3 separate regions of the Mus musculus genome follow, and all the other regions are linked to region 1. Evidence: chromatin loops called from intact Hi-C (ENCODE). Cell type or tissue: left cerebral cortex. All regions are shown on one strand.

Region 1 (8,000 bases):
TGCCCACAAGCACACTCTTAGCATGAAAAGTACCTCTTATTTTCACGGTTCCTATGGGTGCTACAGATTCACACCATAACTACTCAGTAGGGAGAGAGGAATGACATAAAACCTCACCTTTACCACCAAGTGTCTTGTCTATCATTACCTATTCCTCTTGTCATTATTTATTGTCTCAAAGAGCAATGTCTACCTCGGCAGTGCTTCCAGAAGGCAAGCCACAGTGCACACTTAAACCTCGTGAATGTCTAACACTTTCAGACCTCAGCTGACATCATTGCCAGAACAAGAACTCCATCACCACCCAACTCAGTCTAACTTACTGATAAGAATAGTCTCCCTCTCCCACCCAGCACCACTGCAGCACGGCTTTAGCTCTTTTCCCCCTTCAGACATAGCACACTCCCCACAACCCCCTTATTTGTCTCTCCTAAAACCTCAGAGCCTATTCTTTTCCTGGAAATCAATTTAATCTACCAGTACTCCTAGTTCACTTCACTCGAACCATGTGCATCCTTGTGGACTCATGACCTTCACTGAGAGCAGGGTATGCCATACTATTCATCAAACCATGTGTGTCCTTGTGAACTCAAAAGCCTTTTCCTAAGGCCGGGTACTTCAAACCATCCTAGCTAACATCTAAATGTCTGGTTAACAGATGATTTCTCTTTTCACTTTATTTTGGTTTGGGGTTTGTTTGTTTGTTTGTTTGTTTTGCTCCTGATATTCCTAGACCACTTGGAGGAAGTTACAGGAGCCCAGCCATATGGCTTAGGCAGAGTCTTGCTTTCCAACAGCAATCTGACCTCATGGTTGCTAGAGAATTCACTGATCCCATTCTGTCATCTGGCCTAAAACAGTGGGTCAAACTCTTATGTGAATCAGACTTAGCTGGAGAGCTTGCTAAAACATCAGTGCTCAGCTCCTCCTACGCTCCTTTGAACTAGTTTTGTCCTCCAGCTGGTTCTCATACTGAGTTATGCAAACACTGGTTAAGCTACCTATCCAGAAATAGGGTGTGTGTGTGTGTGTGTGTGTGTGTGTGTGTGCACACACGCATGCTCGAGCGCGGGGTGGGGGGTGTTGAGGAGGCATATGTATGTGCATATGTGTGAGCACTGTGATGTATGCGTATGCATATATGTATGTGCATATGTATGTGTATGTGGTGTGTGTGTGTAGACACTCACTTGTGTGTATGGAGGTCCATATTGTGTCTGAGGTTGATGTGAGGATATCTGGCTCTATTCACTTCTCTCTTGGTTGTTGTTGTTTGGTTTTTTCTTTTTGAGACAGGATGTTTCTCCAAACCTGAAGGTCACCATTTTGAGTATACCACCTGGCCAGCAAGCCTCAATAATCTGCCTGTCTCCACTCCCTATCACTGGGGTTACAAGTGCATATAATCATGCCGGGCATTTTTAAGTGGAGACCTCATGTCCTCATGCTTGTTGGCGAGCATCTGAGCCATCTCTCCAACCCCAGTATTATGCATTTAACATTTCGAAACTTATCTCCAGGGATAAGAAAATTTGTCTTCACCCAGAACACTCTGATATAGAGGCCCAGTTATCAGAGCTCTCTGATCTGGGGTCTCAATGGGACCCATGTGCTCTTAAACAGAGCAAAGTGGGGCTGGAGGTTCTTGGGAAATCATGTAAATGACATCAAACCTGAGACCAAGGTCGAAAGGACACAAAGGCAACAGCACTGAAGAAGCTCCCCTGGCCATCTGAACCTAGAAGCTTATCAGCACTGGTTCCACTGCCTGGGGGATTTTCAAAAGAAGCTGGAGAAATCTGTTCTGACTAACGGGGGACAGAAAGCCATCCACAAGACACAGCTGGAGATGCTCAGTCAGGTCCCTTCTGCTCTCCAGAGCTCACCAGAGTGTACCAGAGCACTCCTTAGGACTTCTTTTTTTTTTTTTTTCTTTTTGAAGAGGGAGGGAGGGGAAAGGAGGGAGAGGGAGAAGGGGAAGGGGAGGGAGGAAAGCACTTTCTTTCTTTTTTTTTTAAGATTTATTTATTTTATGTATGTGAGTACGCTGTCACTCTCTTCAGACACACCAGAAGAGGGCATCTGATCCCATTGCAGATGGTTGTGAGCCACTATGTGGTTGCTGGGAATTGAACTCAGAACCTCTGGAAGAGCAGCCAGTGCTTTTAACCACTGAGCCATCTCTCCAGCCCTCCTTAGGACTTCTGTCAGATGTTCCAGCCAGAAGCACTGGCAGCTGATTTTGGAATCAGAGGTATCTGCTGTGGATACTTGAGGAACACCTGATCTTGGAGAATGTAGCTAGTTTTCCTGTGACAACATTTCACTTTAAATCCCATGTCCTAGCAGTTCAACAACTGTTTAACAGTGCCTCCTTCTGTGAAAAGCAAAGTATAGCTTTTCAGAACAAGCAAGCAAAAAGACCAAGGAGGAGGAAGAGAAGAAAGAGGAGTCTCCATTAGATTGTTCCTATTGCAGCAAAATAAGAATACAGCAGAGGGCACTAGGTTTCTCAGTCTAAGAAACCCCAAGAACTTCAATAAGGCCAAAACAATGCTGTCTTTTGGGTCAAGATGAACAAATTGTTTCTGAGAAACTGAGAAGTGGCAACAGGTGGAAAGAATAGTGAGATGATTCTCACTGAGTGTGACCCAGACCCAGCACCCAGATAGTGTTTAAAATAAGAGGTAGGATCACAGATGTCTCTAAAAAATATCTTGATCTAAGGATGAAAAGGGAGACCTTTGGGCAGTGATACTGAAGAATAAGTATGAGCTGGACACTAATAACTCAGAACCAGAAAGGAGTCCTGTCTGAGAGAACCAGCGTGGAGCGCCTGGAAAGGCGGGCCTTAGGCCAGAAGCCGGTGGCCTCCCTCCTCGTGTTGCTCAGGGAGCTGCCTGGAAACAAACTCCTGCTGTGTGACTGCATTTATACACAGCTGACCATGGCAGAGCCATTTGTCTGTTCTATTTCCACATCTCTAAAATGAAGGGTTTTATTTCTAATGTCACTTCAAATGTTGATAGTCCATGGTTTATTAATTTCCCAAATTCTCTCCAACTATGTGACTTCTTTTCTCTGTATGTTTAATTATGTGCTTATGTGTGTGAAGGGCAAGTGTGTACAGTGCTCACAGAGGCCAGAAGAGGGCATCAGATCCCCTAGGGCTAGAGCTGGTTGAGAGCAGGCCTGATGTGGGTACTGGGACATGAACTTGGCTTTTCTGCCAGGACAGTTTAAGCTCTGAGTTTAATCACTGAGCTGTCTCTCTAGCCCCTCAAACTCTCTAAGTTATTTTTTTAGTGGAATTAACACAGCATTTGAACTAATAAACTATACTGGTAGAAACTTCAGAGAAACATCAGGAAAAATGCAGTCCTAAAATTCTGGGACATGACCTTGGGGATACAGAGCTAAGAACACAATATCTCTGAACACAGCACTTCAAATATTCTATAATTTGAACTAAAAATTAAAGTAAAGTAAAGTCAGCAAACTGTAGAGGCAGGAAGGTCATACTCCTCTTCCTACCATTGTACCCTAAGGTGATAGATAAAGAGACTCTCTGACCTAAGTCCTCTGAAAGTACATCATAAGACCCTCTGTTCAGATGAGTCCTGCCTATAAACAGAGAACAACAGGAACAAACAAATACAGGATAAGCATGTACAAACGAGCCTTGCAGAGTTGTCCAGGTCCCCACATGGACCTCAGTCCTCTGTCCAATCACATCCTTCGACAGTTGCCCGCTACCCATCAAACCTAATATGACCAATGAACTTTAACCTGCTTCTTTAGGCCTTCTTATCTGAAGAGCACTAAGTCACATAAACTTGAACAAATGTGTTAGGATCTTCTCTTATGAACTGCTCTGCTCATCAGAGTGTCAGTCACGAACCTTGCAAAGGGCAAAAGACAAGGCTCTCACTATTATTCTTTGCTGATCCTTCTTCTGAGGTACTGAAAAGCTATTTGGGAAAAGGGACTGGAAAGTCTTGAGTACCCTTAAGGCCATGAGTCAGGACTTGCGTAGCAGCTCCTGTCTGGTAAAGCTCTAGATGAGGATCCAGGACAGTGGCAGTACACAGACAAGCTGGGACACTAAAACTCTCTGAGCGTCGGAAGGGTGACTCCACTCTAAGAGCACCTGCTGCTTTTGCAGGGGACCTGAGTTTGGTTCCCAATACCACATCAGGCAACTCTCAACGGCCTGTGATTCCAGCTCCAGGGGGTCTAATGCCTTCTTCTGGCCTCCACAGGTACCAGGCACCAGGGCGTACAGAGACATACACTTAAGAAAACATACACACATGCCCATATAATCAGAAACATAAACAAGTCATTAAATAAAAGCATACAGTGTCACAGAGAGTGACAGACTCTGACAAAGAGTCAAGGGTTGATCTGACAATCACAAAGGAATGACTGCCTCCCTCAGGAAAACACTAGCAAGAATGGCAAGGGAATCATACAAGCCTCAAGTGAGCACACATGCTTAAAATATACCCCAGGAAGTCATCAGTCAAAGCTGGCAACCCCCACTCCCTTTTAGTTAAGACATGGCACTAGAGCAGTGCCAGCAGACCTGCCAGACTGAGCCCCACAGAACAGATCATGAAGGGATGTCAGTGTTAGAACTCAACCCCAGGCTCTCATGCATGCTAGGCCAGTGCTACCACTGACTTCAACCAAGCTTTCCTCTACTAATGCCTACGGTGTCACTCTGCTGTGCCTTACCATCTGAACACTAGATGGATTCTATGAGGCTACAGGCAAGAACTGCTCCATAGCTTAGCAGCTAGGAGTGCTGCCTACACAGGCACACGGAACTGGATCTCCATCACCAACACCCACATCAAAAGCAGGGTGCAACAGTGTCCACCAAAAAAATCCCAGCACGGCAGAAGTAGAAAAGGGAATATCCTGGGCGCTCACACACTGGCCAGTCTAGTGCCCCCCCATACCCAAAATGCAAGATATAAATCAGTGAGAGACTTGCTTCAAGAGAAAATTGCAGAGAGTGACAGAGCAAGACACCAAGTTTCCTCCAGCCTCTATATGCACTGTGAACACCAGCATAGACATGTGCACATATATGCATATATTCACACACACACACAAGCACATATACATGAACACATGCATATACATGTACAGTGCACATATACACACACCCTACATACACATAACCCCCAACACACACAACACAGGTATATACCCACATATACAGAGAAACTGTTTTACAAATACCTGTTTTTCCCTAACAGGAGGACACGAAGGGATTTCAGAGTAGAAAGTCCACTAATTTCTTCAATCTGGTTATCATATAAGTCCAAGAATATTAGCCTCTGTAGATTAGAAATATTTTGGATCCGAGTTATAAAATTGTGCTGAAAGTTCAACAAACGAAGGTGCTCTTCCCCGTCGATGATAGGGCACACAGTCAACTTTTGTCTGGAAAAAATGCAAGGTTGGTAAGATTCTGAGTCCACATCCTTTTTCCTCCATCAGCTACTGTTAAGTAGTAAGTGCATCCAGGCTTGGAGAAGGGAAAGGGAGCTAGGGTGCAGAGATGGCTCAGTAGTAAAGAGCACTTACTGCTCTTACAGAGGACCCAGGTTCAGTTCCCTATACCTCACAACTCAGCTCGCAGCTGCCTGTGACTGCAACTCAGGGCATCTCAGCATCCTTTGCTGGCCTTCACAGGCTCAGGACTGCACTGTGGTACAGACGTACACTCAGGCACACATGTGTACACATAAAAATCAATAAATTAAGAATAAAAAGGTAATCTGGACCACTTCCTGCCCCACCCCAGGGATGGGACCTAAATTTAGTGGTGAATTGTGTACACAAAAAAAGGCAAACGGGCGCTAACAAGGGAGATTACTAATGTTCACTCTAAATTCTCAGTGCACTTTAAAACAAGTCTCCAGTGCTAATGAGTTCACATGGCATTACCACCAACAGGTTTCTAATGTAATTGTTTCCTATGGGAAAGGGTTAGGTGGTCAAACCTGTCCAAAAAAAAAAAAAAGCCTTGTTTTCAGTCACTGATGCCATGGGAGCAAGACTCTTACAGATGGGCTTCTTTTAGAATCACTGACTCACAGAATGTTTGTGAGAGCAAACAGAGATCCTGTCACGTACAATGGGGGACACTCATGAAATATGCCACATGAAGCACCTTCATTGCAAGGCAACCCTATTAACCCTCTCTGCAGAAAGCTAGATGCTGGGTTGGACTGTCCAACACTAGCTTTAACTCTGCAGAGCGATCATTCTTCTACGCATGGGATGGAGACATAATACTGCCTGTGTCTGATTGTATTTAACAGCAAGCCTCTTCTATGTAGACAGCTGGCCTGCTTCTGCTGTGAAGCAAACAAGTACACGGCCCACAGAGAACTCTACCCATTATAATGTGGCCAAGGAGGCTCTAGCCAGACCATAAGATGGTCCCACAGGATTCTGCATAGAGATCCAAAGGCTCCTCAAGAAAAATATAGCTCGGTCTATGCATCAACAATATTAGCATGACTCATCAAACACCACTTCAGTGAAAATCTCATGGGTGGGAGTTTTGAAGTAAATAAATCAGAATGTTATGAACATAGGCAGAATTTGGAAGTGATCAGAATTCTTTTTGCAATAAAAAATGGTTAGCAGGAACAAATAAGGGAATATTAATGGGCATATGGGTATGATGTTTTATAAACAGACCCTTAAAGCTGTGCATAGCAGTGCATGCTTTTAATCCCAGCAGAGGCAGGTGCATATCTGAGTTTGAGGCAACTGTAATGTACATACTGAGTTCTAAGCCAACAATAGACACAGAATGAACTCCTATTGCAGAGAGAGATGGGGTAGGTGGAGAGAGAGGCCTTGGAGAAATTGGATAAGAGAAAAGTAAAAACCATTGTGCCATAATAGCAGCTTTGTGTGGCTCATATTCAGAAATCATCTCATGCTTCATCCTCTCACAGAGGACATTTGTTGTGTAAAGTGTAACTTAAGCGGTTACGAGCATGCTAGTGGGAATGTGCATCTTTGCTCTTAACAAAGCCTGAATCGTGCCTTCCCTGCTCGGCCTTCTGTCTCTTGCAGTGAAAGTTGAAACTCAACCCTGGAGTCAGTCGTCACTCACACTGGAAAAGCACTTCCTGCCCTCCTTTAACAAACTGCTATGCCTTGAAATAAAGTAAGCAATGGCATAACGGCCTCCAAGACGGCCCTCCCACACCTATGAGTGCCTTGGGTTCTGAGACTGCCCGTTACTGGCACCTGCACAGAACCATGATTTATTGACTTCTGCTTCCTTCTCAGAGCTAATGGGCTTCCTTCCTGTATTCCAGGTCTACTTTCATATCAGTAAGGGCCAAGTATTTATTCTTAGGGCTAGAATCTTCTTTTGAACACTCAGTCCCTGACCAGAAATCCATACACTAATGCAGAAATCACTACTGTTACCTCCTGGCTGTCAAGCAATGTTTCCCATGGTGGTTCTTCATTGCTCACCCACCTTTCTTGACTACACACGTGACAGCTTATGGTTTCTAATGTCAAACAACACAAGACTGGGTTACTCTTCTTGCCTGTGTTTTTAAAGACTGAAGGGGAAGTTCCTTCATAATCCTTCAAACATTAAAACATAATGGGAATCTCAAAACGCACCTACTTTCTGAAGCTGTCATGAGAGATATTGTTCTCAACTAGAGCTCTGCCTACAGAACAGAGCCTTTCCCTGATACATGCAGGAGGGCCGATCCCACATGTCAGGGGTACACTGCTATGGTCAACTGTGCACAGCAGAGATGTTCTGTCTGATCCTCTACCCAGTGAACCATTATAGATCTCCTCCTAGTTATAAGGAAGGTCACCAAACCTTAGATATCCACCCCCTTATATGTCATTTTATCAAGAGCCCACTTTATTCTAGGCTCTGTTCTAGGTGCCTGAGACACATATTTGAACAAAAAATTATCCTTTATGAGACA
Region 2 (8,000 bases), 65 kb before region 1:
CTGTAAATGGTGATCCCATTAAACTGTTTTCAGAGGTTTGTGAAGATTAGAAATAATGAAGGCATAAAACTGTGCCTGTATTTATCTCAGTGCATTTAGAGATCATTATCAATGAATGACAACATATTACCAGGTATTTAAGAGAAGGTAAAAGGAGGACTTATTGGTTAATTGACCATAAAATGTCAGGGAAGGAAGAATTAGGTATGAGTTCAGCTTCTACTAGGTGACTGGGTACTGGGCCCAGCCAGACTCCTATCCCCACTCAGCCTGAGCTACGCCCTGAGAAAGGCAGGGCTGCTTCTGTGGAATCAAACTTGATTCCACCTCACTACTATGTTTCCAACTCAAAGGTCAGGGATGGCAGGCAATAGACAGCCAGTGGAGATTATCCTCAAGCTCGTTGGTGGTTAATTCCAAGTCCAACTATCCTCAAACAGCTCTCTTGATGACAACCAGGAAACCTCCTGAGTCTCTCCAATTACTGGAGGAACCTACGAAAAGATGGAGAGTTAACTCGATGCAGTAAAGTATCAAATTCTTACGAGCCAGGCAGCTGCAGACCACACCCCAGTGAACACCATGACCAGAAAGGCGCTATTCCAGAGGCCTGCATTCATTTTTGTGTCTCTAGCCTTCTTATACCAGGCAAGAACAGGGACACTTCAAGTTTTTCCGAAGATTCTTTTCCCACAGAGTAAGTGGTGCTGATCCCTACAATAACTCAGTTTATGAATTTTCTATTACAACATTCATGAATGTGGAAATTCGTTTTATGCCTTAGATTTTATTATAGCAGCGTTGGCTAAAATGCTAGTGTTCATAGACAGGAAATGACCAAAAGTAAACCAGCTTCACACACGCATCCAATGGAAGCAGAGGAAGCATTACACTTAGTGCTTTGCCATTTCTGCTCGGCAAAAGACCTGTGCAGTGTGGTTTACTATTGAGCTGTCACAAGTTCAGAGAGTGGTAAAATCATTAATGGGACATAGCAACTTGCTAAAGAAATCCTTTCCTTTATATACCCATAATGTTTTCATGCACACTTGTTCCTAGGCATTTAGTTATATGCCCACAGGTCAAAGGCCATAGACACTGGAACACAAGAATGACCTTCCTTCCTTTTAGCACTATGAAATCCTAAGGACTTTCAATGATGGTTTAAGAGAGAAACCACTTGTAATATTTAAACACACATTGAAACACTGAAGAAAAGACCGTGGCTCTCTATATTAGCTTTCCACCTTTAGGAAAAATGGCTTACATCACTCACCACAGGAAAGTGTTAGTTTATTTTAAAGATTTGTAAAGAATGTGGGGATACAATCTCTAACATTTAAATGATTTACCCTGTATTCTCAGGCAAAATACCAGATTGGAATGAGCACACATGTCCAAATCTCTTCCCTCCAAGGTGCCATTTGGGAACATAAAGCGACTGAAAGGGTATAACACCACACAAGCTCAAGACGGAAGGATGGTTGGCAGCAGGGAGCCCAGCAGCTTTAGGAAGCTGGAAAGTGAAGACTGTCCAGTGCTGAAGGAGGAGCAGATGGCAGCCTTGACTGCAGTGGGAATAAGGTAAAGATGGCAGCCCCCCTGCTGAGAGAGCCCTCCGAGGGATGAACAGGATGGAGACAGGAGTGAGATGATGCAGGGGAGTGACTCAAGTGCTGAGGACCAGACTTGGGACTGAGCTCTGTGGAAGAGCTCTCAGTGAGAGTAGTGATGCCTTGGGTCAATCCACAGTACTGAGTTTGGAAGAAAGAAATTCTCACCTCCTCCCATGGTTAAAAACAAACAAAACATCCAGATAGATCCCAATGGGAAAAGGAAAGAGTATTTTAAATTTAATAATAAAGTGGTTGTTCCCATAGAAGGGAATAAAAAAACTAGCCCTTATCCCAAACATGCAAACCATGTTTGTAACAAACTGATGTAACAAAGACTGATGAAGACCAAACTTTAAACCTTTATAATGAGAGTTAATTTTTTCCTAATATCTTTCTTATGCAACATCTAAATGGGCAAGCCATAAAGGAAAAGATATACATTTTGGTGACCTTGTCTATAAATGGCATTTAAAGTCACCAACTTGCACAAGTTTCCTGGGTTGGATGGTGGAGGAGAAGGAGAAGAAAACCCCAGTGCTAGAGCTGAGGGCGTCCTTCCACCTGAGAGGCTGCAGGGACAGAAGGAAGTGTGAGAAAAGAAGAGATCCAAGTACAGAACAAAGTATCAGGGAAAGGGCAGTCTACTAAGGACTCGATAGAACAGTAAAGTGCCAAGGACATGGCACGCCTGGATTAGTCACGGAGACAGCAGACTTCAGGAAGTGGAAAAACACCTGAGTGACATGGAGAGCAGAAGGCTGTCACAGTACATAGCTTAACTCTGAAGTCAAAAGACCTATGTACCCCAGACCCGTGAGCTTCGCTGAACAGTTTTCAAGGTTTCGATGCTATCTGCTGTCAAGCTTTATGCCTGCAGGACAGACGTAAACGTCACTGATCTTTCAGTGCAGCAGCATAGGTCCCAGACTCTAACTAGAGCCCTACAGAGGGAGGAACGGGGGAAGAGGAGCTGGATTGTGGACCCAGTCTTCTCAACACGCACCCTGGGAAGACCAGTCACAGCCTTGTTCTCCGAGTGCTGACGTCTAAAGAGGACCATGACCATGGGAGAACAATGAATGCTCTGCTGAACTTCAGCGGGACGGGCTGGCATCCTCACTCCCCTGTTCATATTCTGCCAGCCCTGGCTTGCTGCTGCTCCTAAAGCTGACACACAGGGACGCAGTCCCCAACACTGTGGCAGTGTGTTCCCGTGTCTGAATCTGACCCTCCAAGGCCTGCCCTTGTTAAGCTTGCCTTGAAGCATCCTTGGGGCTAAGGCAGCTATTAGCTAGCATTTTCAGGGCTCGGCTGGAGCTGCCTTCTATATGCCTGGCAGGTACTTTTCCAGAGACCTACGCCCCAGTCTCTTGTCACTTTCTTTTTCTTTAATTCTGAGATGAAGACTCATTAAGTTGTGGGAATAGCCATGACATTACTCTGTAGCTCAGGATGGTTTTGAACTTGCCATCCTCTGGCACCAGCTTCCCAAATAGTTGGGACTTTGGCACCAGGTCTGGCTGTCAGGTGCATGTAGAAGCTGCTACTCCGGGCACAGGATAGCAGATGCGTCAAGCAGCAAGCTCACCCAAAAGCCTAAGATGGAAAAGGCTGAGGAGGGAGGTGCACAAAGGATGGGGGCTCTCACTTGGGCCAGGGCATCTAGAACCCATGTGTGTCAACAGAGGCTCACAGGCTATATTTAGACCTCTAAACTTACCCCTTACAAAACAATAACAAACCACGGGAGGGCTTTTTCATTAGGGAAATGTTACAGCCAGATAGATATTTTCAAAATTTCTCTTCTTAATTTCAACTTTGACTTTCTTTAAAAAATTATTCCTCAAAATCAATTATGTGTGAAACGGTCTCCCATCTCCATGTTAAAGTCAATTCTGGAAATGCTAGTAGTGAGAGTGTACCATCGCGTACCCTGCTTCCTCTGGAAAGGCAGAGATGTTGCCTCCGTCGAGCTGACAGGATTCCTGAGGCGGAGACTCCGAGTCCTTTCTGTCCTGAGTGCTGGCAATGTTGGCTACTCGCTGCTGCAAGTCCCACTTTCGAGCGACATTGTTAATGGTTAACCTTTTCTTCTCCTACAGGAAGTTAATGGAACGATGGTTATAGGGTGCATACTTAGCAGAGAAAAGCTTCTGTTACTTTCTGAGAGGGAATTCCTGTCAGGCAAACAACCAACACAGCTTCTGAAGCAAGCCCATGCGCTGTGCTCACCTCGTGATCACATTTCTTAATAACAATGCCAGCCCGCATGGAAAGTTACCTATACGATGAACACTTCTTGTTCTGAATAGTGAGCTATATATTTATTTCACTAACTAAAACTCTGACTTGGGAAAGTCATATGCCTTTAAACAAAGCAAGAAAAAAATACTTTCATTTTTTACTCAATAATTGGGGGAGGAAGGGTAGGGACTGATCAGTTTTTCATAGTTCACGGTATAACTTGGTTTTGAAAATATTTATACAAATATTTGAAATTTTTAAAAGTATTTTTATTTACATGAATGTATGTGTGGGTGCCCAGGGAGGCCAGAAGAGAGCATCAGATTCCAGGACTGGCGCTACAAGTGACTGCACCATGAAACATGGTTGCTAGGGACTACACTCAGGTCCCCTGCAGGAGCAGCAAGTGCCTCTAGCTGCTGAGCCATCTCTCCAGCCCTCACGGTATAAATCATGACATTTCAGGGTGCAAACAATATCATCTAGGCTACTAGAAGAAGTTGTGGAGTAAAATAATTTTCTTGACAACTATTATCATTCTAGAAGAGCAAGAAGGAAGAGTTAATTAAAGCAATGGATGCTTTAGGCGGTGGTTCACAAGCTAGGGTGCCTCAGCTAACCTGGAGGGTTTTACAGACGCTGAACCCGGTACTTGGAGCAGTGCTTGGAGGGCTCGGGAGTCTGCCCCTCTAATGGGCTCCAGCATGGCTCACACACTGAGATCCACTGACCTGTGGTCTTGAAACTCAACTGTTTCATAGAAACCCTGCTGAGAAAAGGAGACTGAAGCAGAAGAAGCTATGCTCCATTAACATGTCTCTAGTCTATATCCATCCAGCTTATAGTGACAGGGTGAGGGAGGCCTATTATGGTACTATCACCATTAGTAAAGGGTAATACTTTAGTTTTATTTTATTTTTAAAAGATTTATCTATTTTATGTGTATGAATGTCTTGCCTGCATGTATGTCTGCACTGCATGGATGCAGTGTCCATGGAGCCCAGAAGAGGGTGTCAGATCCCCAGGAAGTAGTGTTACAGGCGTGAACTGCCATGTGGATGCTGGGAACTGAACCAGTGTCCTTTGTAGGAGTAGCTAGTATTATTAACTGATGAGCCATCTCTGAAGCCCTTATTTTCCTTACATTTTGTAGTGTGTATATATGTGGTGTGCATGCATATGTGTGTGCGTGTGTGTATGTGTGGTGTGAGTTTGTGTGTGTGTATATATATATATACACACACACACACACACTCATATATATATATGAGTGTGTGTACATGTGTATGTACGTGTGTATGTGTGTGTATGCGGTGAATCGTAAGTCACATGTGTGGAGGTCAGAGGACAACTTGCACAAGGCCAGTTCTTACTTTCTAGCATGTGAGTTCTTGGGCCTGAACTCAGGTTGTCAGGATTGGTAGCAAAAGCTTGTATTTACTTAGCAGTCTTACTGGTCTCAAAAGTTAATATTTAAAAATGTCATCTTAGTTATTTCAGAATGCTGAAAATAGAACCTTTTTTCTCTTTCATTCAAAATCTGCCCTTAAAAGACATCTACAAAGTGAGCCACTAACAGCTCTCCAGGAGTCTGCTCTGGAAAAGGAAAGGGGAAGGGAGAGGGGAACTTTCCTCCCATCCTCCTGCACCTGTATAAAGGAAAGCAAGCGCTTCCCGCTGTACTTCTGCATTTGTTTACCGAAGAGTTTGGCAAATGTGTGTGACACTGGATGGAAACCACAAGTGATGGCTTGTTTAATGGAACTAACCTTTTCGAAATTCAATTTCTAAGTTTAGAAATGTTTTGAGCCTGAGTTCTTTGTTCTGCAGTTTTTTATTTCAAGTGTCTATGCAGTTAAGAGCACTGTAAATACTGTGCATGTGTTTCTGAAATGACTTGCATTTTGTACATAATGTTCTTGCACAGAGCAATTGAAATCCTGCTATACTACAATACAACACTATTACAAAAATCTAGAATTTAAAAAAAAAACCTTACCATATGAAATTCTATTTCAGTTATTTACTGATGGCTATGCCAACCCAACTCCCAATCTAAACAATGCAATTATTTCTACCTAGTGGTAAGAGCACATGCTGTACACATTTGGCTTCCTAGCTGGCAGGAAAAAGATCACAATGAGAGAGATAGCAGTGTTTAGAAAAAGTCATAGAACATGTTTCCACCATTGTATATGTTTACAAATATATAACAAGGTGGTCTCTGAACATACAAACACATTCTCGTGCCCACACCAAGTGGGGCTTCCTTTCCATAGGTTATTGAAAGCAGTCTGGCACTAGGCTGACTAAGTGAGCAGGTAATTTTGTTGGGGTCTTGAGAAGGAAAAGGGTACAGTAAGTCAGGAGTTTATCCTGCAATCAGGTGGGCATCCCTGGTTGGGCAGAGCCATCTGGGGGCTCAAGATGCCTGTGGAGCAAGAAGAAAGGATCTGGATTATGCCTCTGCAAGACTAAAGGGTACCCAAGTGTGCTCTGTTCTCAGAGATCATGAATGCTTTGACAGGTCAGCTGTATTCATGCCTATCATTGCTTAGGTGGCTGCCAATTGCCAAGTATATGTAGAAGTGGAAAATATCTGGGGAGTGAAGTTCATGTTCTTCCAGTTGAGTCTACTTGTCACTGTCCAGGCAGAACCTTATCAGTGTATGTCACAGTGATCACCTCAAAGGTGGCAGGTGAGACGGGAAGACATGAGGATGTGGCTGCAGACACAGGCTTTGTGCGTCATGGTCCCTCCCACACAGCTTCCAACATCTCCAGGATCAGTACTTGCATCTACAGGGATGCAGCCTGAGATGTGCTGAAGCTCTGTTCTGATGTGGCTTCAGCTCTCAGCAATGGCTAAATCTGGGCCTGCTGATGCCAACACTTCTCTTATCAAAACAAAAAGCTAAAGTTCATAATCAATTGGAGCTCCAGGACTTCAAACAAACTGCTATTCTCTAAAGTTGTCACTAAACTTTCCAAACACTCTTTTAAATGTTCACTAAAACCCATGGTACATATAATGGTAAGAAGCAGCTGAATTAGAGGATGGGGGTGGTAATACTGAGATAAAGTTTCAGTTGCACAGAAAGTCAAGTTGATCCTGTGCCTGGCCCCCATGTATGTTCTGTTCACATGGGCAGGTTGGCAGATGCCTAGCTAAATCATCAACAAGACTACGACGCTCATTCTTCCTTGCCATGCTCTGGGTCAATCGCACAGGAGGGTTCAGCAGGCCTCATCTTTACTCTATGAATGTACACACGTGTCTCAGGTTATCACTAACTCACTCACTTACACAGGAGCTGGACAGCAGCAACAGTGTGACGCAGAAGGCTGTGTCCCCGCCATGAGCAATTTGGGAAGGCTTGCCCACAGTGTGGCCTGGCAAGGGCAAATCCTACTCTTCAAAACTACTACTGCAGCTATATTTTTATAAACAAAATATTAAAAATGTACTTTTGATAAACTCTTAGGAGTAGTCCAACATAAGAAAATTAAAATCCTCTTAGGCAATGAGTGAAGAGGCATCTGTGTCAAGAAAGGGTTTAGGCACATGGGCAATGGAATCAGGGAGAACCACAAAGAGCTAGGGAGGACCTGGGGTCAACAGGAACAGAGAGGAAGAGAATCATGTGCAGTTGGCATTAACTCAAGTTATTTTTTACTTTCAAATATGTTGTCTTGAAATGCAAGGTGTTGGGGACAGGTTTGGATGTGAATTCAGGAATCATTTTCATAGCATAGAACAGTCTACAGCATGTCCTTGTGGAGCCTGGATCCCTACCACATAACACAGCCACCGTGGGGAACTAAGTAGAGTTCATACACATAACTGTGCCCTTCCTGGTCACTGAGTTTTTCATGTCACTTTAAAGAGAAAAGCAGCTACATAAGACAAGGAGTACTGCTCAGGACAACAGCTCCCACTACCCTGTGTGACACTGCTAAAAGCTAACCATTCTAACCTGGCTTTATCAAACTCTGTGATGGTAACATCAAGTATTTTAAGAGAAATCACTACTCAGGGAAGTTGATATCAGGTATGCTTGATCACCTAGAAATACTTTAAAATAAATAAATTTTCATTTCTGAATTCTTCAAGATTCTCCCCATTTCTGTATCAAAGAA
Region 3 (8,000 bases), 430 kb before region 1:
TGGGTAATGAAAGGAGTAAGCTCAGTGTTGACTACCCCAAGGCTTCAGGTTCCCATTGGACAGCTGGGTGGAGCTATTCTGCATGCTGTTGCTATGAGGGTAAGGTGTGGGCATGTTATGAAGCAAGGGAAAATATATCCCGTCGTTAATGCTTTGATGTACAAAGAAAATACTGGGAGTCCAGGCCCCTCAGGGGTAAGCTTTGACTCCTATGTTATCCTGCAAGCGCCTTCAGCCAAGACAATGTACCTATAGACTTGGGTACCCCGTTGTTCACTTGCACCTGCTATTTAGGACTGACCAGGAGGATCATCTAAAACCACAGAAAACCACCTGCCAATGGAGTTGATGGCATCAAAATGTGGTCTCTGGACACACATAGAGGTGACACACCTGTGCTGGATGGTTGTAGGGATATCCGGGTACACCTGGTAAGAAATGAACAGGTTGTATGAGGCTAGCTAGGTAAGTCCTGCTGCTTCCCAAGGCAGCCTTGTGTCAGTCAAACCTGTCTTCTGTGTAAAGACTGTGTGCTGACTCACTGTGGGGACAGTGGAGGATCAAAGATGAATAGGACAAGCTTGCTTCTAGGGCTAACGTGTTTCTGGGCATCCACGGGGAAGCAGACATGTGAATTTAAAAGAGCAATAGCGAATGGCAGGTATAAGGAGGCACGGTGGTGCACACCTATTACCTGACACTCCAGAAGTAGAAGCTAGAGGATCAGGAGTTCAAGGCCAGCCTGGGCTACCTAGTGAGAGCTTGTCTCCAGAAGAAATAGGAAGGGGAAGGAGGCCTCTTGTCAAGATCAGAAACTGAAGAGCAGGTTCAAGGTGAGAAGTAAATATAAGGAACTAGGCTTTGGTGGCAGAGGCCGAGGAGGCGCTCCGAGCCAGTGTGCAGAAGTGTATTGTAGAGTTTGGAGCCCAGGTGAGAAGTCCCATTGCAGAGGACACATGGATTCTTTTGCTATGGTCCCGTTCTGGATTTTCAAGTTTTCCTTTGAATTCTTCAGAACTTCGTACTTACAGGATCTTAGAAGCAGAGGGATATTGGGGTGTTGCAGATCCCAATTAACCCTACTCAAATCGACCCCTGTGGTGGTGGTGGTGGCACTCCTAGATACCCACCCCAATGTTCTGGGTTCCTGAATGAAAGACACCCATGCATACAAGCAGCCTTTATATTCTAATATGCCTTAAATAGCTCAATGGCTGGGCCTAACTTCTACGTGAAGACAGAGGTGGGTCTTTAAGAGTCCCAGGCAATTTTGGGGACCAAATTATACAACACAAGCAGCATTAGGCCAAATCCATAACATAGGGGTGATCCTGTCCAAGCTTGTGTTTAATTTAAACATCCCCACCTGTGCACCAGCCTATCTAGCTTGTCAGTCAGCCACCCACAGCCCTGACCCATTGGTGCCACCACTCTGCCCTGCCTGGCTACTCACCATGCACTTACAGGGTACTAACGCTGCTTTGGAAAGCGAAGACATCCCACACTGGAGAGGGCATTCCCTCTATTTCTTAGGACCTTTTTTTTTTTTTTTGAGACAGGGTCTTATTCATGTAGCCCAGGTTGGCCTTGAACTCATGTAGCTGAGGACATCTTTGAATTCCAGATCCGACTGGCTCCACCTTGTAGTGCTGGGTTTACAGGTGTCTGCTGCTATGCCCAGTACCATGCAGTTCTGGGAATGCCTCCTGATTCCGGGCAAGCATTCTATAAGTGAGCTGCATCCCCAGACCTCTTAGTGTTTTTTCTTTTCTTTCTTTCTGTATCGGCTGGAGATAAAAGCTTTGAGCTTAGGTGATTATGGGATTGTCAGGTTTTAAGTTGACAGGGTGTTCCTATCTTTCCTTCCAGCTTTTGCCTCAGACCTTCTTTCTTCCAAATAAACAAATAAGCAAGCCCTCAGAGAACATCTGTTGCACACCTTTGAAACATGTTGCAACCCCATTTTGCTTGAACCCAACACAGCGCGCTGGTTAAGTGGCGCCTGCTTCCTTAGAGGGAATGGGGCAGAGGATGGCTTTGAACATACATTTCAAAAATGCTTTCCCAAAGAAGAGCACAGCTTATTAATGACCCTTTAAAATGAAAACAAACAAACAAAAAAAACCAAACAAACAACAAACAAAAGTCAGGCTGGCGCAGTTCTGAAAACTGCCAGCAGGGGGCCCAACAGTGACCATACTGGGGCGTGAGCTAGGTGTTTTGCTTTACAGCACTGTTGTTTCGTTCTGTTTTCCTGCTTGGGAGCTGGAGGGCAAGCTGGGTCAAGAGCTTGGACAGCTCATCATGTTCTGGTTCTGAACAGTACTTAGGAAACCCAGAGAAGTCAGACAAGAAAGGGGAAGAACACAGGACAGGCTTCAGGGCTCCAGCCCAACCTCCCTCCACTAAAGACACACTTTAGGCAGGAAGGAAAATGGCAAACCTTCCACTTTCCCCTGTCCAACTTTGTACTTTGAAAGACTTCAAACCTAAAGAACGTGTGTAGGGACAGTTGGCCCAGGCTGGGTAAATATCGGCCTCTCTGCCTCCACCCCTGTATTCTCTGTGTATCAATGATCTCTGCGTATTAACAATCTCCGCAGAATGATCAATTCTAACAACAGTTCTTACGTTCTTAAGATCAATGTTCTGCCTTCAACCTGATCACGGCTTCTCAGGGTGCTCAGGTGTGTGAAAGATCTGAAGGGATCGTGGGAGACTAATGGGGCTGGAGCCAGAGACGCAGAGTAGCCGTGCCAGCCAGCCTCCCTGCAAAGCTCCCGGAAAGTTTCTGCCTGTGTGGAAGATAACACAGTTAGAGGGAGCTGCTCCCTGGGTCCCGTTCTTCGTCTTCTTCTCAACTCCGTCCTTCAGAGAGTAACAAGGCCAGATGAGACAAGGATCTATGTGCAGCTTCTGGTTTAATCTTCACAACCTTGCAGGGCTGCTACGTTACCAACCCCACTTTACGTGAGTGAGAAATGAGGCTCAGAGCAGTTAAACCTGGGCAGGGCAGTGTGAATTATCCCTACTGAATGTCAATTGTGTCTGTTCAGGACAAGTGGTCCACTCTCCCCTAGGCTGTTCAAGGCCAACTCCCCCAACCCCTGCTCTGCCTCTCCTCCTCTGCAGCCAGCCAGCAGCCTTCCCTACTCTAGGACCGTAGCAGCAACTGGCTCCCTTTGTCCGAGACTCACACATCCTGTATTTCTCTGTATGTCATAAGGTGGTTCCTGAGGCTCTCTGATCCCAGAATCTAGTCATGGTACCCAGGAAAACATCCATGCCTAGCCACCAGTTATTGCTAACCCCACAGATGAACCTAGACACATTCTTACACCATCACTTGCCTTCTGTCACTACAACTGCAGCCATCATTACCACCATCCCCCGGCTCAGCATAGTTGGTGTTGTCATAAGGAGAATTTTCTCTTCTAGTTAGAAGTTCACCCAGTTCTTAACCACAGAAATCTAGTTCCATTTATTTCATTTGCTCTATTTAGTCTATTGCCATCTCTCAATGAAAACAGTACTTTATGATAGTTTCCTTCTGGGCAGCTCTAAAGGATGTGCACTTTTGCCTCTGACCACTAGATGTCGCTGCCAACCAATTCTAGAAAACATCATGCGTGAACCCTGTAAAACATGTCCTGCCTTTAAGCTCCCAAAGTCTCAGCTGACGTGTGACATGATCTATCTACAAAGACTGAAACGCACATTAAGACTCAGGCCACTGCTGAAACATTACAGGATCCCAGGTGCAGTCTGGGGCGGGGGTGGGGACCAAATGTCTATTTTTATAAAGCATTTCCTCACAAACAAGTACCACTAACCCAGCAGACACTGTGTGATATTTTATATTGCATTTGAAAGTTCACATCATACACACGTGAACTTTCTAGAAACTGACCGGGAGCACTAGAGGGTGGGTATGCTTTAGGCTGGGGACTGAGCTCAGGTGGTAAAGTCCTCGCTTTGCAAGCATGGGGACCCAAGTCTGGCCTTCAGAAACCAGGCTTTTCCAAAAAGCCAGGTATGATGGCACGTGCATGTAATTCCAGTTCTGGTAAGGTGGAAACATTGGTTGGATCCATGTGACTCACTGGCCAGCTAGTCTGACACACATCTCCCCAGGAAGTAGGAGGAAAGTAGAGGGGAGAAAGCGATTTCTGATTCTTCAGAAGACAGATAGATACTGCAGACAAACTGCTATGATCCTGGGGCTGCAGAGGGGACTCAGCAGTTATGAGTTTCTATCATTCTTCCAGAGGGCCCAGGTTTCGTTCCCAGCAGCCACAGAGCACCTCACAAGGAGTCCCAGGGATCCAAGACTCCCTTCTGGTTCCCAAGGTATCAGGCATGTACATGGTACAGGTATGTACATGGTACAGATGTATATGTAGGCAAAACACCCATACACATAAAATAAAAACAATACAACCCATATGAGATAAAATACGACATAAGAAGATAGACACTACCTGCTTCCTGAAAGACAGTAAATGACTCTGAGATCCATGTTGTCCAAAGGCGCAGTGGTTTCCCCCACCACAATCTAGCTTGTTCTAAAACCAGGTAGACACAGGATTATTTATGTATGCTTAGCTGCAACTGTCCACTGACCTTTGATCTAGCCTATCTCATTTTGCCATCTGGAAAATTGCTACCCTAAAAGCCTTGGGAAATTCATTTTTCAAAATCAAGTAAAAATACAACATAAATTAAAAAGTTTATAGCCAGGCTGGTATACCTACCTGTATTCTAGGCAGTCGGGAGGCTGAGGCAGGAGCAGTTCAAATTTGGCACCAGCCTCGGTTAGAGAGAGAGAAGGAGGGAATGAGGGAGGGGAGGGAGGGGAGGGAGAAACAGATCCAGGCAAACACACAGAGAGACAGAAAGACAAAGATGTAAAGACAGAGACAGAAACACAGAGACAAGAGACAGAGAGACAGAGAGACAGAGACACAGAGACAAGAGACAGAGAGAAGAGAGATTGCACTAGAAGTCTGTGAGAGCATACTTGCTAACAGGGAAGAACAGGCTGTCTTTCCTGACCCTAAAATGCCTGTGTGTTTTACTTGTCTTTCAAAACATATAGATGGGAATGTGAATAAGGAAATACTCTACAGAGTAGCACAGAAGGTCCTACTATGCACCTACAGTAACAAAGTCCCAAAGACCATCAACAACAGAAAAAATGTAACTGAGGCACCACACGCAAAACAGTAACTAAAATCTACACCTCACAAGACACGTAGGACAAATTCCAAGTGGATTAATATAAAATATAAGAGCATAAATGCATAGAACCATGTGTTACTATTAGAAACACAGGAGGGAGGTATTCACTACATATCTCTGCTGGCTTCAACCCCCTGATCCTCCTGCCTCAGCCTCCTAAGTGCTAGAATTAGAAGGTCACATAACCATACCCAGCTTGAGAATTCTGTATAACATCACAGTGTAAAAGCCCTATGATATAAAATTCTTAATCATAAAAAAAAACCCTGATCAATGCACCACTCACAACATTTTAAACTTCTGCACCAAAGAAACCCCCACCAGTGAAGGCCCAGCTCAAAAGGCTACCTGGCCCCGCCCTCTAAAAACATTCTTGCAAATCACATTTTAAAAATGTCTGTCATATGAAACATTCTACTGCTGAAGAAAATGACCAACAGCTGATAGGTGAATGTGCAGAGGCTGCAAGAAGACAGATCATGTAGAGGAATGTAAATGGTTGTGCCTCATCAGGAGGGTCCATGACGGCTGGACCAAGGCAGGTCAGGAGTCTGGGGCACACATTTAAGGAGACCTGCCAATCAGCAACTGCTCCTTATGCCTCACACTCCACGTGAGTTCAGGCTCCGAGTGGTCCTGAAGGTGTGAAGAGTCACTATCCCAGTCAAGGTGAGACAGAAACAAGGTTGACCTGAGGCACCATTTCTCATTCATCAGACTGGCAAAAATCTAATGAGATATGAAAAATGGCCTCATTCGTTGGTGGTGGGAGTAGAAGCCCTGTCAATCACTCTCAGGAGCAATGTGCCAGCCATTGAAATTGCAAATGTACATGTACATATCCTTTTTAAAAAGATTTTGTGTGTGTGTGTGTGTTATGTACATTCATGTGTCATGAGTGTGAGTGTGTACAGAGACTAGAAGGAGGGCTTAGATCCTAGAGATGGAGCTATAGGCAGTGATGGTTCATATAACATGTACACTGGGTACAGAACTCTGGAAGGAAGGAAGGCAGGCAGGCAGGCAGGCAGGCAGGCAGGCAGGCAGGCAGGCAGGCAGGCATGAGTTCTTAACTGCTGAGCCATCCCTCCAGTCCCATATATGCACACACTCTTATGTTGCTTCTGAGACTTTATCAGGCCAATTCAGAAAGAGCACCTCATCTCTTCAGAATCCTATGGAAAGGGCCCTGAATCAATCAATCAAAATCAATCAATCAATCAATCTCTCTCTCTCTCTCTCTCTCTCTCTCTCTCTCTCTCTCTCTCTCTCTCTCTCTCTCCCCCCCCCCCTCCCCCAGGAGGAGACAACAGGATCACACTGGAAGCTCTGGACATCCTGTCCCCAGTCTTACCCACAGACCTGTTTTGCTATTGGATACCCTGGATGACCTCAAATTCTATTCTGGACTCATTCTGTCATCCTGTTTCCAGGGGAGTCTGCCGGGGTCTAGACAATGGCTTAGTGGAGGTTTCCATTGCTAAAGCCAGCACATGTCCAGGAAGACGGAGACGCTTCTTTAGCTAAGGATGGCCCCATCAAGAGACCAGATTAACTGTGGGCAGAGAGCAGGGCAAGCACAAACCAGGTACCTCTACATCTGCCAGCCCCTGAGCACCTCATGGGAGCCAGGTCTCCCCATCCCACAGCGGAGGTTAACAGCACTGTCTCCACTCGTTACCTGGACCCGTCCTCCTTAGACACCTCCCTGTGACACACCACTTAATGTGACTTTCCACAATTGTTCGTGCTTTCAGGACCCTGGTAACTGCCAAGAACGTATCCAACTTTGTAATCCTTTTGCCACTCAACTGGCTTTTTACTACTTTTTCTGCTAGGTTTCAAGCTCAGCGTGGTAGCAGCCCTGTTGATCTTTTCCATTGCTTTAGGGCCAGTGTCCAGCCCCAGCGTGTGGCAGGAATCTGTTAGCTGTTGAATGGATAATTATGTGCAGTATTGAGGATAACTAAGAATATGTGGTACCGAGTAGGCAAGAGTTACATAGGAGGTGACTGAGGAAGAAAGACTGCAGCTGTGTCTCACTCAGTACCCAGGCCTCTTGGTCAAAAGTCTGAAAAGCATTTAAGCCCAAGGCTCATTGCCCCTGTAGTACCAATGGCTAAGCCATCAGGGCATTTTCCCATACACATGTACTGAGGAAGGCTCTGTATCCTCAAAAGAGCTGGACTTCAACTTAATATCATGTGCACCGTGATCCTAGCACCTCCTTTACCTTTAGCGGTTTTTCTACACGATCATGAGGAGATTTAGCTCCCTAAAACCTAACTGCTATGATTTAAGAGGGCAAAGGGTTACCTTATACCATGAATATGCAATCTGACACATAAATATTCATTAAAAATTCTTTAGCATTCACGACACAGAATCTACTGGGTTGTTTCCCAGATTCTCTTTAGAGTGTGTGCTTTGCTACATGAACTAACTTCTGCTTTGACTGCCTATGCCTCTCGACTGAATTCTTTCCTTCAAGAAGACCCAAGAGACCCCAGTAATGTCTCTCTTTCTGTGTATGTATAAGTAAAATCAAGCATATATTAATCAAGAAATCAAGACAGATTTTAATATGTTAGGTAGTTGTCCAAGTGGTTAAAATGAGAGAAAGAATACCTAATAGAAAAGAGATATATAACTAGGGAACTACATCAGGTTTCTGATCAGTTTCAGCTTTAAACATGTTTAAGGCAGCTTGCCATAGGCAACGTTCTTTTGCTGGAGTCCTGAGAGCTCGGCTCCTCTAC

The links. Peaks named below come from ENCODE experiments on the same cell type or tissue, not always from the same donor. Only the 100,000 strongest peaks of a DNase experiment are listed, where the experiment ranks them.
Region 2: a loop joins it to region 1, with 2.8 times the contacts of the local background. A loop is called at or near these places in 5 of 42 quality-filtered maps.
Region 3: a loop joins it to region 1, with 4 times the contacts of the local background. A loop is called at or near these places in 15 of 42 quality-filtered maps.

Annotation. Positions count from the first base shown.
Region 1 is chr9:60,671,827-60,679,826 of GRCm38, forward strand. Lrrc49 (leucine rich repeat containing 49) reads right to left here. Exons shown (of 17, transcript NM_145616.4): 6 at 5,254-5,457. Among named protein-coding and RNA genes, the nearest start is that of Lrrc49, 12 kb to the right of the region's middle. In left cerebral cortex, CTCF peaks have their summits at 2,362, 3,145 (motif pointing right) and 4,768; DNase peaks (open chromatin) are centred at 948, 4,802 and 6,299; H3K27ac peaks cover 2,350 bases.
Region 2 is chr9:60,606,710-60,614,709 of GRCm38, forward strand. It overlaps Lrrc49 (leucine rich repeat containing 49), which reads right to left. Exons shown (of 17, transcript NM_145616.4): 12 at 3,549-3,712. Among named protein-coding and RNA genes, the nearest start is that of 9230112J17Rik, 65 kb to the left of the region's middle. In left cerebral cortex, a CTCF peak has its summit at 4,847 (motif pointing right); a DNase peak (open chromatin) is centred at 6,658.
Region 3 is chr9:60,241,525-60,249,524 of GRCm38, forward strand. All of the region lies in intron 7 of Thsd4 (thrombospondin, type I, domain containing 4), which reads right to left. Among named protein-coding and RNA genes, the nearest start is that of 2010001M07Rik, 89 kb to the right of the region's middle. In left cerebral cortex, CTCF peaks have their summits at 2,165 (motif pointing right) and 3,582 (motif pointing right); a DNase peak (open chromatin) is centred at 3,594.